Regions from separate parts of the Homo sapiens genome. Here region 2 is linked to region 1. Evidence: chromatin loops called from intact Hi-C (ENCODE). Cell type or tissue: CD4-positive, alpha-beta T cell. All regions are shown on one strand. Links, peaks and the distances in the headings refer to the core of each region. The heading gives the core; the rest is flanking DNA. Region 1 has its middle 15 kb from the start of LUZP1. Region 2 has its middle 7.1 kb from the start of EPHB2.

Region 1 (8,331 bases), core at 308-8,307:
TACTGTGTACCTAGGTACTGCCCTAAGCATTTTATGAGCATTAACTCATTTAACCTGCATGAAGTTGGTCCTATTACTATCCTCCAGATGAGGAACTGGAAGCCCCAAGAAATTAAATACTTTGCCCATTTTCACCTGCTGATAAGTGGTGGGACCAGAATTCAAGACACAGCTGCAGCCCAGAATCCTCACTCTTAACCCCCAGGGGATATGGCCAGGGTCAAAATGGCATGTGGCTTTGAGGAGCAGCATAAAGCAGTGAAGAAAGCACTGATCTGAGAACCAATGAACCTGTCCCAGTTTTTCCACAGTCTTGCTTCATGTCTCTCTGCCTCAGTTTGTTCTGTACAATGTGGGTAATAATAATGTTAACCTCAGGGTGGTTGGGGCCTATGCTCAACTCTGGAGCGTTCAAAACTGGGGGAGGTTATTGAATGAGACTAGGCCACAGTTAGCTTATAAGGAATTAACTAAACACATACACACACACACACACACACACACACACACACAGAAAACACGGTGCAACTATGTAGATCACCAAACAAGCCTGTGAACAAGGTTTGGCCTCTGGGCCACCAGTTGGCAACCTCTGATCCTCCCCATTGATCCTCCCCATGCTGTTGACTAATTTCTGTTCTCCATACAGCAGCTGGGTCCCTCATGGAGCTCACAGTTCCTCTGGGGACCAAAGTGCATGAAACAGATTACAAAGCCAGACAGCCGGTCCTCCACCAAGCCTGTGCCGCACCCCACGCCCTCAGCTCCCTCAGGTGCATTCCAGCCACCTGTCACAGGAAGAGGTGGACTGAGGGGAGGAAGGCAGAAGTGCCCTTTTTACACGGTCACTGGCAAGGATAGATGTGAGTAGTCCTCTGCATCTGAGGGTCTTAAGATAGTGCATTTACCTGCTTCCCTGGCCCCCGTCTATTTTGCTCCCAAGGGAAGGAGTAGGAATTCTAGACCTAGAGGGTATCAGATGGGAGAGGGCCTTCAAGGTCATCCAGGACAATCCCAATCAGATCTCTAACATCAGAGCAGCAGCTTATGCATTATAATTGGTGAAGTGGGAACTACTATTATCCCCATTTTGCAGATGGGTAAACTGAGACTCAGAATGGTTAAGTAATTCACTCAAGGTATTGCTGCAACTAAATAGCAAAGACAGCGGGCATGATAGTTCAAGCCTGTAATCCCAGTACTTTCTGAGGCCTAGGTGGGCGGATTCCTTGAGCTCAGGAGTTTGATACCAGCCTGGGCAACATGGTGAAACCCCATCTCTACAAAAAAACACAAAAACTAGACAGGTTTGGTGGCATGCACCTGTAGTCCCAGCTACTCAGGAGGCTGAGGTGGGAGAATCCCTTGAACCTGAGAGGTTGAAGCTGTAGTGAGCCATGTTCATGCCACTGCACTGTAGCCTGGGTGACAGAGCAATACCCTATCTCAAAAAATAAAACAAAAATAAATAAATAGCAAAGTCAGAATTACATCTAGCAGTATGACCTGAGAGCCAGCATGGCTAGCCATCAGCCTCTACCACCTCCTTGGCAACACTTGTACCAGTTGTTTGAGAGGGTGCTCATCACCTTTCTCTATTTTTTTTTTAAGACAGAGTTTCGCTCTATCGCGAGGCTGCAGTGCCGTGGCACGATCCCGGCTCACTGCAAACTCCGCCTCCTGGGTTCAAGCGATTATTCTGCCTCAGCCTCCTGAATAGCTGGGACCACAGGCATGCGCCACCACACCCAGATAATTTTTTTTTTTTTGTATTTTTAGTAGAGACGGGGTTTCACCATGTTGGCCAGGATGGTCTTGATCTCTTGACCTCGTGATCCGACCGCCTCGGCCTCCCAAAGTGCTGGGATTACAGGCATGAGCCACCGCTCCCTACCCTTTCTGTATTTTTTTAACCATAGCTACACTAACCCAAAACTAGTCAGGTGCCAGGCCTTGCACTTGGCACTTTATTTATTTTTATTATTTATTTTTGAGACAGAGTTCCACTCTTGTTGCCAGGGTGGAGGGCAATGGCGCAATCTCAACTCACTGCAACCTCCACCTCCCGGGTTCAAGCGATTCTCCTGCCTCAGCCTCCTGAGTAACTGGGATTACAGGCACCTGCCGCCATGCCCAGCTAATTTTTGTATTTTTAGTAGGGATGGGCGTTTCACCATACTGGCCAGGCTGGTCTCAAACTCCTGACCTCGTGATCCGCCCACCTCAGCCTCCCAAAGTGCTGGGATTACAGGCATGAGCCACTGTGCCTGGCCCACTCGGCACTTTAAACATGCTTTCTATGATTCCCTCATAACATAAAAAAAAAAAGTCAAATTGAAGATAAACTTAGAACTTGGCCAGGCGTGGTGGCTCATGCCTGTAATCCCAGCACTTTGGGAGGCCTGCATGTTCCTGCATGTTCCATATTATGCCCATTTTATATGTGAGAAAACTGAGGTTCAAAGTCATGAGGGAACTTGCCAAGCTTAAAAGCACATTAGGGACAGACTGAGATCAAATGCATATTTGTTCTTTATTGAGCTCTGACTGAAAGCTTCCCTTGGTTTTGGGGAAAGAAAAATCTGTCTCCCAGAAGTGGCAGCCCCTGGTTCCTAGTTCTCAAAGCCCACGTGCTCTCTTCAGATGTTTGAAGTGGACACATTGCACCCCTTCAGTATTTTATATACCACAGTCAGAGAGTGGCTCCTTCAACTCTTCCCCATAAAATGTGATTTTGAGGTCCCCCCAGCCATCATCTTGTTCATCATCCTATGGATAAGTTATACTTTTTCCATGTTCCAGTCAAAGTTCTGATCCCAAAATGGAACACAGTTCTCTAGACACGGACAGAAGGACTATCATCTCCCTCACTGTACACACAGTGCTTCTATTAATATAGCCCCAAACCCAATAAAGTATCTCCTATGTACAAAGCACTGCCCATGCACTTGGGATAGAGATTGAACAAGCCAGCAACTTCCCTGCCCTCCGGGAGCTTACATTTTGCTCACTGAGCTAAGGGAGGAGGCAGAGTCACTTTAGACATGAATCCTAGAATGTCAGAGCTGGTAGCGCCCAGTCCCCTCCTGCCTCTTTCTTTTTTTGAGAGGGAGTCTCGCTCTGCCACCCAGGGTGAAGTGCAGTGGTGTGATCTCAGCTCACCAAACCTCCACCTCCCAGATTCAAGTGATTCTCCTGCCTCAGCCTGCCGGGTAGCTGGGACTACAGGTGGCTGCCACCACGCCCGGCTAATTTTTGTATTTTTAGTAGAGATGGGGTTTCACCATGTTGGCCAGGCTGGTCTCAAACTCCTGACCTCAGGTGATCCACTTGCCTCAGCCTCCCAAAGTGCTGGGATTACAGGTGTGAGCCACCGCACTCGGCCTCCTGCCTTTTTTATTAACAGATGAGGAAACTGATCCCAGAAGGGGCAGTGACAGACCCAAGATTCTTCAGTGGGACAAAATTCACTTCTGCCTTTCTCATAACCTCAGGCACTGGTGAGACCTGGGGCCTTATAGAGAAATGTGGACTGGGATGAAAAGTTTGCTGTTGAGAATTTTGTTGTTAAGTGGACCCACCCTACACCTCCTTAAAGCTTTCTTCAGAAATCCTAATTTATTTTAGATATGGCCACCAGGTGGCGCAGAGGCACCAGGAAAAAGTGCAGAAATCAAAGGTGGGTGGGCTCCTTCCTCTTCCGATCAATTTTCCTTTGCAAGGGGGAATGGTGAGCGGGGAATAGCAAAGCCAGCCTGGCGCGGTGGCTTGTACCTGTAATTGCAGCACCTTTGGAGGCCGAGGCAGGTGGATCTCTTGAGCTCAGGAGTTTGAGACCAGCCTGGGCAACACGGTGAAACTCCGTCTCTACAAAAAACACAAAAACTAGCTGGGTGTGGTGGTGCATGCCTGTAGTCCCAGCTATTCAGGAGGCTGAGGTGGGAGAATGCCTTAAGCCTGGGAGGTCAAGGCTAGGACAGCATTGTACTGTATACATTATACATATATACATATACATTATACATATACAGAGGTGAATTCTGCCTCAGTCAAGGAGGTAGTATGGAGTAGTGGCTAAGAGCCTGGATGCAGGCATCACACAGACCGGGTGGGAAACCTAGCTTCCTTTTGCTGCAGGGGGAACTCCCTGACACCTAGCTCACGAGGTAGCCTCTGACACTTAGATTTGGGTACAAGATAAGGTCCTCATTTACTGGGGCTCTACACAGAGTTGGAACTGCTGGTGCCCTCTTCCTGACAGGTCCCTTTTCCAGACAGTTGATGGTCAACTCCAGTCCAGCAGAGAAGTTTCTGCAAGAAGGCAGGAAGTCTTTGCTGCCACCCAGAGAAGGTAAGGCTGATGGAATCCAACAGCTTCACAGCCCAGGATATGTGTGAAAGCTCATCCATACTTCTGTTCATTTCATGACACACAGATGTGCAAAGGGTCTGAGGCTGAAAATGGTGAATGATTCAGGGGTGCTGAGAGTCTAGAGTTCGGGGGTGCTGAGAGTCTAGAGTGCCTGAGAAGAAAGAGAGGGTTGGAGAAATAAGCTGGGCCTTGGGGACTTGACCAAGCTATCTACTTTGAACTTTATCCTGGGAGCAACAGGGAGCTATTGAAGATTATTTAGCAAAGGAATGATACAGTTAGACCAGTGTTGAAACCAATCACTCAAGCTGGGTGTAAAAGAAGAAATGGGCCGGGCGTGGTGGCTCACGCCTGTAATCCCAGCACTTTGGGAGGCTGAGGCGGGCAGATCACTTGGGGTCAGGAGTTTGAGACCAGCCTGGCCAACATTTCGAAACCCCATCTCTACTAAAAATATAAAAATTACCTAGGTGTGGTGGCATGCACCTGTAATTGCAGCTACTCAGGAGGCTGAGGCAGGACAATCGCTTGAATCAGGGAGGCAGAACTTGCAGTGAGCCAAGATCATGCCACTGCACTCCAGCCAGGGTGATAGAGCGAGACTTCATCTCAAAAAACAAAAACAAAAACAAGGAATGGAGGTGGGGGAGCCTGGAGGCAGAGTCCAACTAGAAGAGCTGCAGGCTGGAATGGGGTGATTACACTGATAGCTGATTTTTCATCCACTCAGAGCTTCTCATCGGTGAAGGGGCACTCGAGTGAAATTTGTCTGGCTTGCCCAGGAGACAGCTCCCACAGGGTAAGGGGCTGCCCTGGGGCCAGAGAGGAAGAGTGGTTGGTCCCAGCAGCAGGTGTGTCCAGGGAGATCTTCGATATAATCAGACGGCCTGGGAAGAGACAGGTGGCTAATGAAAGAAGCTAGATTCTGGGTCAGGTTGGAGGGCAGAGGCAGTGTGCGATCTAATGGTTAGGAACACATAATGGCACCAGACACATCTTGTTCAGGTCCCAGCTCTGTCTCCTCTTGGCTGTGTGGTTGTGGCCAGGTCACTTTGGCTTGCTTTCTTTTTTCTTTCTTTCTTTCTTTTTTTTTTTTTCAGACAGAGCCTCACTCTTTCGCCCAGGCTGGAGTGCAGTGGTGAGATCTTGGCTCACTGCAACACCCGCCTCCTGGGTTCAAGCAATTCTTGTGCCTCAGCCTCCCGAGTAGCTGGGACTAAAGGTGCATGCCACCACTCCCAGCTAATTTTTGTACGTGTTTTTCAGTAGATACGAGGTTTCGCTATGTTGGCCAGGCTTGTCTCGAACTCCTGACCTTAAGTGATCCACCTGCTTTGGCCTCCCAAAATGCTGGGATTACAGGCGTGAGCCACTGTGCCTGGCCCATGTTGCCTTTCTGAGCCTCAGTTTCCTCATCTGTAAAATGTGATTATGAATAGGGCTCGTGCCTTGAGACTACTGTGGGGGCTGGACGAGGGAATGTGTGTAAAACTCAGCACAGCACTGGGTGCCTAGGAAGCACTCAATAAGGGAAGCTTCAGGTTCTCAGCCCCCATCAAAGACAGTCTGTTGTTGGGGCAGGGTGGTCATTCTGGCTTTGCAGCACGTCTCCAGGCCAGGGTGGCTTCAAAAACTGGCCAGTCTGAGCTGATACCACACTAAGTTACGCCAAGAGAATTCCAGCCAGAAGCAAAGAAATGATGCTTTGGACAGCCCAGGACCACATTCTGGGGGAAATGTGCCATTTCTGTTCCACTTTTTTTTTTTTTTTTTTTTTTTTTGAGACAGAGTCTTGCTCTGTCGCCCAGGCTGGAGTGCAGTGGCTCGATCTCGACTTACTGCAAGCTCCGCCTCCCGGATTCACGCCATTCTCCTGCCTCAGCCTCCCAAGTAGCTGGGACTACAGGCACCCACCACCACGCCTGGCTGATTTTTTGTGTTTTTTTTAGTGGAGACGGAGTTTTGCTGTGTTAGCCAGGATAGTCTCGATCTCCTGACCCCGTGATCCACCCGCCTTGGCCTCCCGAAGTGCTGGGATTACAGACATGAGCCACTTGCGCCTGGCATTTTTTTTTTTTTTTTGAGACGGAATTTAGCTCTGTCGCCAGGCTGGAGTACAGTGGCGCAATTGTAGCTCAGTGCAGCCTCGCCCTTCTAGGCTGAAGCGATCCTCTCACCTCAGCCTTCTGTGCCCGGCTGATTTTTTTATTTTTTGTAGAGACAAGGTCTCACTTTGTTGCCCAGGCTGGTCTCAAACTCCTGAGCTCAAGCAATCCTCCCACCTTATCCTCCCAAAGTGTTGGATTACAAGCATTAACCACTGCACCTGGCCTCTGTTCCAATTTTTGAAACATTAAAAATTATTCTGCTTCTTCCAGGGGTTCTACGTGATATTCTCTGTTTTATTTTGCTAGTTTCCTTTTTATTTTGTGGGTGGTTGTATACTGAAGTCTTCCTATAATACTAGTTATTGTGATAAACGTTTTATGTACATTCTTTTTTTTTCTTTTTCTTTTTTTTTTTGAGACGGAGTTTTGCTTTTGTTGCCCAGGCTGAAGTGCAATGGTGTGATCTCGGCTCACCACAACCTCCACCTCCCAGGTTCAAGCGATTCTCCTGCCTCAGCCTCCCCAGTAGCTGGGATTACAGGCATATGCCACCACGCCTGGCTAATTTTATATATTTAATAGAGACAGAGTTTCTCCATGTTGGTCAGGCTGGTCTTGAACTCCCAATCTCAGGTGATCCACCCGCCTCGGTCTCCCAAAGTGCTGGGATTACAGGCATGAGCCACCGTGCCTGGCCTTATGTACATTCTTTCATGTAATCTTTATAGCAACCCTTTCATGGTGTTTTTGTGTTATTGTTCTCACTGTGTGGATGAAGAAACTGAGGCTTGAAGAAGTTAACAAACGTTCCTGGGTCTGTCTGACACTAACCCCTTTGCCCTTCATTACTACACTTACCTGGCCTGTCAGCAGAAAGGTCCCTAGGGCCTTAGGTTACCCTAGTATCCTGCCCCAGAATTACCCAGTGAGTAGAATACCAAGGTTTGTCTGGACCAAAAATAAGAGAAACAACCTTTGGGAGGCCGAGGCAGGCAGATCACGAGGTTAGGAGTTCAAGACCATCCTGGCCAACATGGTGAAACCCTGTCTCTACCAAAAATACAAAAATTAGCTAGGCATGGTGGCACGTGCCTGTAATCCCAGCTACTCGGGAGACTGAGGCAGAGGAATTGCTTGAACTGGGACCCAGGAGGCAGAGGTTGCAGTGAGCTGAGATCGTGCCACTGCACTCCAGCCTGGGCTACAGAGCAAGACTCTGTCTCAAAAAAAAAAAAAAAAAAAAAAAAAAGAAACAACCATGTGACACGGGGCACAACTCTGTCTGATTGAGGAACCATCCATTGTATTAGGGTCACATGTGTAATACATTCCCTGAGAGTTTAATGCAGGGAAAAATTTGTCTCTCCCAAATCACTGGCCTGATTCTTCCAACCATATCACAGCAATAGCTAATTCTTCTATACGATTTACCATGTAACAGGCCTGTTATGAGAATGAAATATGCAGCTGGGCGCGGTGGCTCATGCCTATAATCGCAGCACTTTGGGAGGCTGAGGCAGGTGAATCACTCGAATCAGGATTTCGAGACCAGCCTGGCCAACATGGTGAAACCCTGTCTCTACTAAAAATACAAAAATTAGCCAGGCGTGGCAGCAGGTGCCTGTAATCCCAGCTACTCAGGAGGCTGAGGCAGGAGAATTACTTGAACCTGGGAGGCAGAGGTTGCAGTGAGCTGAGATTGCACCACTGCACTCCAGCCTGGGCGACAGAGCGAGACTCCACCTCAAAAAACAAAACAAAATGAAAAAAAGAACTAAATATGTCTGAAGTCATTTAATCCTTCCAGGGACCCTAAGAAAGGGGTTTATTATTATATTATCCTGTTTTTCA
Region 2 (8,331 bases), core at 70-8,069, 480 kb after region 1:
TTCAGACGGGGAAATTGGGGCCCAAAGAGGGGCCACTTGCCCAAAGACATGTGGAAGGTTTGGGGTTTTTTGTTTGTTTTTGGTGCAGCTGGAGTGAGGCTTCAGTGACCTGTCTTGTCTAGGTCTCTTTCAATCAGAGTTGATTGACAAACATTAGTTGGGCACCTCCTGCATACCAGGCACTGAGGAGGCAGGGACGCAGCTGTGGACCTGCCAGACAAGGCCCTGCTCTCTGGGAGCCTATATTCTGCTGCAGAGAGACCTATATAGGGACAAGCTAATAACGATAATGGTAAGTGCGAGAAAGATAATGACCAGGGTGATGGGGCAGTGATTGACGGAGGGCAGGGGGCTGCTCTGGCCAGGGGAATCAGGGAAGGCCTCTTAGGCAACATGGCAGCTAAAAGCTGGACAGCGAGGAGTCTACCATGCCAACATGTGGGAAGAGAGCTCCAGGTGGAAGAAACTGCAGAGGCAAAGGCCCTGAGGTGGGAACACACTGGGTACCCTCTGGGAATAGGAGCTGAAGTACGGCAATCAACTGGAGCGTGGAGGAGGTTACATCAGGGAGGGAGAATATGGATTGTAGTTTAACCTCAATGGGGGAGTCATGGAGGATTATAAGTTGAGACTGGATAGATTGGAGGTAGAGGAAATAGCATGAACTTGGCTGAGCAGGGCCTGGGGGACCCCATGTGTTAACCCATGCCACCATCCTCCCGGTCTGTGGGGCTGGGCTGGCCTCTAGAGCCCCTAGATGGAGACACCAGGGGCTCTCTTAACTTGCTTCCCTTAACTTGACTCCCTTAACTCCCTAGCCCTCCCTTAACTTACTGTGTGACCTTGGGCAGGGTACTCACCGTCTCTGGGCCCCACTTGCCACAAATGCCAAATGAGGGCATTGGCCAAGGTGGTTTCTCTGAGGCCACTTTCAGCCCTCTCTTTGTCGTGGATTCAGTGGGGGCAACAGGACCTTGGTGAGGATCTCAGCCATACCAGAGGATGCCAATGAGCTCTAGGCTCCCTTTGCTTTCCCTGAGGCTCCTTCTTCCTGAGGGGAAAGGTAGTGGGGCTCTTGAAGGGGGGAAACATGTTACACTGAGTGGCAGAGCCCAGAGAAAACATAGAATAGACATCCCCTCTCGGTGTACCCAAGTCTCTGACTCCCATCCCAGTGGCTTTGCTGACTGATGCAGGATTGATGGGGTCACATGGCCATTTGTGGGTCAAACCATCCCTACAGCCAGTGCCAGGCCAGGGGGAATTTCTTTTTTTTTACTATATATATTTTTTATTATGCTTTAAGTTCTAGGATACATGTGCACAACGTGCAGGTTTGTTACATATGTATACATGTGCCATGCTGGTGTGCTGCACCCATTAACTCGTCATTTACATTAGGTATTTCTCCTAATGCTATCCCTCCCCACTGCCCCCACCCCACAACAGGCCCTGACGTGTGATGTTCCCCACCTGTGTCCAAGTGTTCTCATTGTTCCATTCCCACCTATGAGTGAGAACATGCGGTGTTTGGTTTTCTGCCCTTGTGATAGTTTGCTCAGAATGATGGTTTCCAGCTTCATCCATGGCCCTATAAAGGACATGAACTCATCCTTTTTTAAGGCTGCATAGTATTCCATGGTGTTTATGTGCCACATTTTCTTAATCCAGTCTATCATTGATGGACATTTGGGTTGGTTCCAAGTCTTTGCTATTGTGAATAGGGCCTCAATAAACATATGTGTGCATGTGTCTTTATAGCAGCACGATTTATAATCCTTTGGGTATATACCCAGTAATGGGATCGCTGGGTCAAATGGTATTTCTAGTTCTAGATCCTTGAGGAATCGCCACACTGTCTTCCACAATGGTTGAACTAGTTTTCAGTCCCACCAACGGTGTAAAAGTGTTCCTATTTCTCCACATCCTCTCCAGCATCTGTTGTTTCCTGACTTTTTAATGATCACCATTCTAACTGGTATAGATGGTATCTCATTGTGGTTTTGATTTGCATTTCTCTGATGGCCAGTGATGATGAGCATTTTTTCCTGTGTCTATTGGCTGCATAAATGTACAGAGACATGGCTCAAATTCTAGTTCTGTCACCAGTTGGCTGTGTGACCTCAGACAGGGCTCTTCCCCTTTCTGGGCCTGAGTTGAGAGCCCCAGATCTACCCTCATGAAGCTCATGAACCAGCACTGTCCAATAGAAATATGATCTAAGCCCCACATATAATTAAACCATTTCTAGTAGGCATATTTAAAAAAAAGAAAAAGAAATAGATGGAGTTAATTTTAATATATTTATTAACCCAATATATCCAAAATATTATCATTTCAGCATGTAATGAATGAACCATTTTACATTCTTTTTTCACACGAAGCCTTTGCAATGTAGCATGCATTTTATATTTCAGCATAGCTCAACTTGCACTAGCTACATTTCAAGTATTCAATAGACACGTGTGGCTGGTGGCTAGTGGCTACCATTATTGGATAGCACAGATATAGACACTGACGGCAATAGTTATCCTAAGGAACTCAAAGTGCTGTTTAATAGAGGTTGTCCAAACCTTCTGCGGGCACAGAGGAGGGAGTCACTACTTCTGCTTAGAGAAGGGGAGAAAGCTTCCTGGAGGAGGTTACATTTAAAAGATAAAAAAATGCCTTGATAGCTAATCCTCTTTCTTCCCACTTTCAAGAAATCTTTTCTTTCTACCTTATGATAAAAGAAACACATACTTATTGTTAAAAATAAAGAAGATATAGAAGAGATAAGAAAGAAAACAAAAACCACCTCTAATCTCCACAGCCTGAGAGCCACTACTAATATTTTGATCTGTTTCCATCCAGGTACTTTTTTTTTAAGGCACAAGTATTTTGCATGTAACTATAATCTTGCTGTCTGTATGGTGCTGTGTCCTATTTTTTCCCACCCAGCACCATGGAGTGAGCATTCCCTTGGGTTGTTAAAAACCCTCTGGAAACATCATTGCTAACCACTGCATACTATTCCAGGGGGGTGATGGGCCGTGAAACCAGAAACTCTCCTGCTTTCCCACTTCTCCTGGAGGTACCTGCGAACCCAGCTCCACTTTGGATGCCCCTCTGAGCACAGAGGCTGCAGGGAGAATGGAGAGAAGCAACCAGGAGGGGAGAGTTCCCTGAAAGCCACCCTTTGCTTGACTCCTCACTGTCAGCCCTGGGTCTTTGTGACTCAGAGCTGGAGGAGGCTGGGCTGGGCTGCAGCTCCAATTAGCCAGTCTCTTGACTGCCACCTGGTGGTCCTGGAAGTGAATTCACCCTCTAGGAGAACCATCAGGGAGGTGGCCAGAGGCAAGAGGTGCAGGGGTCCTGGGTTTCCACTTTTGACCCCTGGCCCTGCACCCCACTTCATGACCAGCCTTCTGGGGAAGGGGTCATCTGAGTTTTCATTCTGGAGAAGGGCTTCCCTCCTGCTGTCATTCTAAAGGGTCGTAGCTTGGGGAGAGGACTGCCTGGGTGCAAATCCAGCACCACCTCTTATAAGCACGGAGTCCTCAGGCCAGTCTACTTTTCTGTCTCAGTCTCCTGATCTGTAACATGGACTAATAATAGTGCCTATCCCCTAGAGCTGTGAGGCTGAAATGAGATAATCCATGTGGACAAGCACGGGGCCTTGTCCACAGTACATGTTCAGTGTTTTAAATTATTTAATGTCAGAGGGAAATTAAGTGCAAAGTACAAGGATGAATCTTATTAAATCTCATCCTGTTTCTCTGGTTCTCTGCTCTTAACCCTTAAGCCCCTTTGTTGGAGCCACTTTCCTGCTCACAAGTCTTGAATGCCCCCCTACTCCCCCCTGCAATAAATATAAACTCCCTAGCCTGGCATTTGAGGCCCTTCAAGGACGGGACCCAGCCCACCTTCCCAGTCTTGTCTCACTGTTCACCTCCAGGTACCCTCTGCCCCAGCCAAACCATTGTCCTCAGGTCTCCAGGAACTCCTCCATTTTCTCACCTCCACTCTTTCCTCATGCTCAGCTTCACGCTAGACCACATTTCTCCCCATCCTGTCTTCCAGAATTCTGCTTATCCTCCAAAGACCTCATCACAGACCAGCTCCTCAGGAATCCTTCCATAGACCCATGCCCCTTCTGGAAACCTCCCCAGCCTGCTGATGACACACACCTCAATTTCCTTCATCCTATGTTCTTGCAAAGTAGCCTTGAGGAGCAGAAAGAGTGTGGCCTTTGGAGTTAGGGAAGGGATGTGTTAGAATCATGCATGATCTTGAGCAGGGAGAATACTCAACCTCGTTAAGCCTCAGTTTTTTTCTCTCTTTTTTTTTATTTTAGAGATAGGTCTCACTCTGTTGCATAAGCTGGAGTACAGAGGCGTGATCATAGCTCATTGCAGCCTCAAACTTCAGGGCTCAAGCGATCCTCCCACCTCAGCCTCCAAAAATGCTGGAATTACAGGCATGAGCCACTGCACCCAGCCCTCAAATTTCCTTATTTGTCAAGTGGACCAGATCCTTATAGGTTCGTGATGAGCATAGCATGCAACGACAAACAGAAAATACCTGGCATTAGAGAATACCTGTGAAATGTCAATTTCCTTTCCCTGCGAGTTCATGCCCCATCCATACGTGAAGCTGCCCTAGGGCAGACTACATTCTGTTCACCCCTGAATCCAAGTCCAGCAAAGGGCCTGACACATGGGCACTGACTAATTGCTTGCTAGAATGAATGGAAACTTCTCTCCCACCAGTACAAAGAACCTTCTTGGCATAGGAAATAAGTGGTAAAATGCTACCCAGTAGCTGTGAGCCATGTAGCTCCCAGTAGCTCCATTACCACGTGGAGCCAAAGACTCACTTCCTCCTGGGAGCTGGGAGGGCCTGGCTTGTCTAGCTTGTAGGTGAGGCTCCTGGTGGGTGGGTGGGTGTCTAGCTTCAGTGGGTAGCCTGTTTCCACAGTCTGTTCCCACCCATCATCTGCTTTAATCCTTGCAACAACCTTGTGAGCCTGGCAGCCCTTTCACTTTACAGTGGAGGAAACTGCAGGCAGGAGAGGAAGTGACTTAGCTAAGGTCGCTCAACAGACTCCTGAATGCTGGGCTGGGAGCCAGGTCTCCCAATTCCCCAGATTAAGGCCTTTCCGAAGCTTGTAGCTATGATATGGTTGCAAAGGCACTGGATTTAATGTCAGGAGAAACGAGTTGAAATCCCAACTCAGCCCTTTACTTTCTGTGTGGCTTTGGGTGGTTGTGTAACTTCTTGAACCTCAGTTTCCTTGTGGCCAGGGGCCCTGTTGGAAGATGAAAGAAGCCAGGAGATGGGAAACACCTCTGTCAACTGTGGAGTGCCGTATCCAGGTAAAAGGTTGTTATGTTGTTACGGTTGTATACTGAGACTGATATGGGATACTTTGATCTTTGCGCCCCACAGGAGCACACAGAATTTTATGGCTATTCCCCTGGCCGACCGTTTCCCAATCTGCGTCTCTCCTGGAGTTTGATAATGCTGTTTTGATGGGTTCCTGGTAACAGAGGTGCAGCAGGGTGGGGGAGCTGGGCGAGTGAGCTGGGTGTGGAGGCTCTGAAGGCCAGGACAGCTGTCCCCTATCCGGGTACAATCACAGAAAAGATCCAGACTAGGCTGGGCACTGGGGTTGGGGACACATACAGAAGGGTAAGGCACAGGTCCCATTTTTTAAGGACCCTGGACGTGAGAAGAAAAAAGTCATGGAACTGGGTGTGGGTGTAGCTAAGCTCTCTGGAAAGGTTTTAGCTGATTCACATTTAAAGAGGACCAGGCAAAGAAGACGTTCTGGAAGTGTTTGCCAAATGGACGCGTGGATGGATGGATGGATGGTTGGTTGGTTGGACAGACAGAGAGGAGAGGACATGATGATAAGCAGGCAGGCTTCTAGGAGGTAGTGACATGTGAGCCATGATGATTCTCTGGATTGCAAGAAATTGACTAAGGAGTTTTTGGAAGGACACATAAGGCAATCAAAACCCAGGAATCTCTACTTTGTGATCAGGACTTATTGGAACCCAGCAAAAGCCTTAGGGGGCCTGAATAGGACTTGTAGTTATTGAGAATCAAAGGCATCTGTAGCTACTGAGATAATGATAATAATAACAATTACTGGCTGGGCGTGGTGGCTCACACCTGTAATCCCAGCACTTTGGGAGGCCAAGGTGGGAGGATCACTTGAGGCCGGGAGTTCAAAATGAGCCTGGGCAACATAGCAAGATCCTGTCTCTACAAAAATAAAAATAAAAAAATTAGTGGGGCGTGGTAGTGCACACCTGTAGTTCTAGCTACTTGGGAGGGTGAGGTGAGAGAATCCCTTGAGCCCAGGAGGTTGAGGCTGCAGTGAGTTATGATTGCACCACTACACTCCAGCCTGAGCAACAGAGCAAGACCCTGTCTCAAAACAAACAAACAAACAAAAACAAAACAAAACGAGTTGGTGCCAGGGGCAGTGCTGAGCATTTTACAAACATCATCTTATTCACTGCCCCAAATTCTCTTAGGATGCTTGACAAAGACTCTGTACCTTCCTTCTCTTGGCAGGTTGCTCCCTCTCAGTACCCACCTCGTCTGCCTGACTCTTTCTGTGCCATTCAGGAGAGACTGGGATTGGCCCAGTCAGCACCTCAGCCCAGTGTGGGTGGAGTACCACCTGGGCCCCTGGCCAGTCCAAAGCCCTGCTGACTTTGGGTCTCCTAAGAGAGGGTAGAGCCCTGGCCAGGGTCTCATGGTGGGTTGGAGCAGTGTCAGGAGTAGAACTCAGATGTCCCAGTGCTTTTCTATCTCTGCATTCAGATGGGAACAGGCATTTGGGGTCCAGGAGGGGAACTGAGATAAAGGAAGGAGAAGGAGCTTTGAGGGTAGTGAGCCTAAACTTCTCAGCCTTCACAGATGTTCCTTGGATAGACTCTGTTCCCAGGAAATAGGCCTCAAAATGTTGAGGTGAACTGTGCCTATAGTCAGTTTTCAACCCATGTTCTTGATATTGATGATGACAGAATGCTATCATCTATTTTTTTTTTTTTAAAGGAGTTTCAGTCTTGTCACCTAGGCTGGAGTGCAGTGGCGTGATCTTGGCTCACTGCGACCTCTGCCTCCTGTGTTCAAGCGATTCTCCTGCCTCAGCCTCCCAAGTAGCTGGGATTACAGGTGCCTGCCACCATGCCCAGCTAAATTTGGTATTTTTAGTAGAGACAGGGTTTGACCATGTTGGCCAGGCTGGTCTTGAACTCCTGACCTCAGATGATCCACCCACCTGAGCCCCTCAAAGTGCTGGGATTACAGACATGAGCCACCATACACGGCCAGAACGCTAGAATCTTTAGATTTGGAAGAGCCAGCCTGGAATCAACTTCTCCATCCCTCTCATTTTATAAATGAAGAAACTAGGTCTCAGAGAAGGAAAGTAACCAACTCAAGGTCACACAGCAAGTTAGTGGGCAATGATGGTGAGATGTTCTCCAGCTCATGGAGTGGAATTGGCAGTTGGCCTAAGATTTCCAACTGGGAAGTCTGGGACAAGGAGCCCAAGGGGAGTCCAAGGAGATAAGGCGGGTGGTTTCCGTTTTTCTAGGACCATCTCAACAGCTGGGCCGAGCTGAGCACTGCAACTGTCTGAGGTGGAATTGGAATGCAGCCAGCTTGTCAATTCCGTTTATTAACTAATAGTCTATTATTTTCCTCTAGGGTTAATATTTAAATGCAAATGGCCTATTTTATCACACATTTGAGCATTCAGCACCCATCGGTCCATGGCCTCTGAGCAGGGGCAGGCCTTCTTCCATTGGCTTCAGGGGCCCAGGCAGCCCCTGGGGGACACAGGAATGGGGGGCACATGGGTAGCGGGTCAAACCTTTTGTTTCTGAATTCCGATTCTGCACCATACCCATGACACATTTGGGAGGGATGAAGCAGTGGGGAGTGGCATGAAGGGACAATGGTTGAAAAACGGGAGCCAGTTCTTGTCCAGGACATTTTCCTCCTCTTAATTAATATCACAAAGGGAAGCTGGGTCTGCATTGGATTGTGGGGATTATGCAAATGAGGCCGTGGATGGTGACGGGGGTGGGGGCGGAGGGGAGGCGAGAGATTTCTGAGCTCCTGGTTGTTCTCGCCATTTTAAAAACCTGTCCATTTCCAGAAAACCTCCACCAAGGCTACAGCTGGGACTGTGTCCTTTCTTGAGTCTAGGGTTATGGCGTGGCAGTTGGAAGAATCCTGACTTAACAGGGTGCAGCCTGGGACTAGAACTTCTTATTTATTAATTTATTATTTTACTTTAAGTTCTGGGATACATGTGCTGAACGT

The links. A loop is a pair of places that touch in the nucleus more often than their neighbours do. Peaks named below come from ENCODE experiments on the same cell type or tissue, not always from the same donor. Only the 100,000 strongest peaks of a DNase experiment are listed, where the experiment ranks them.
Region 2: a loop joins it to region 1, with 6 times the contacts of the local background. A loop is called at or near these places in 2 of 110 quality-filtered maps.

What each region holds. Positions count from the first base shown.
Region 1 is chr1:23,180,169-23,188,499 of GRCh38, reverse strand. No RefSeq gene overlaps it. Among named protein-coding and RNA genes, the nearest start is that of LUZP1, 15 kb to the right of the region's middle. In CD4-positive, alpha-beta T cell, for the core only: CTCF peaks have their summits at 3,451 and 3,652 (motif pointing right); DNase peaks (open chromatin) are centred at 3,649 and 4,149; H3K4me3 peaks cover 387 bases.
Region 2 is chr1:22,699,578-22,707,908 of GRCh38, reverse strand. No RefSeq gene overlaps it. Among named protein-coding and RNA genes, the nearest start is that of EPHB2, 7.1 kb to the left of the region's middle. In CD4-positive, alpha-beta T cell, for the core only: a CTCF peak has its summit at 3,304 (motif pointing left); a DNase peak (open chromatin) is centred at 3,248; H3K27me3 peaks cover 117 bases.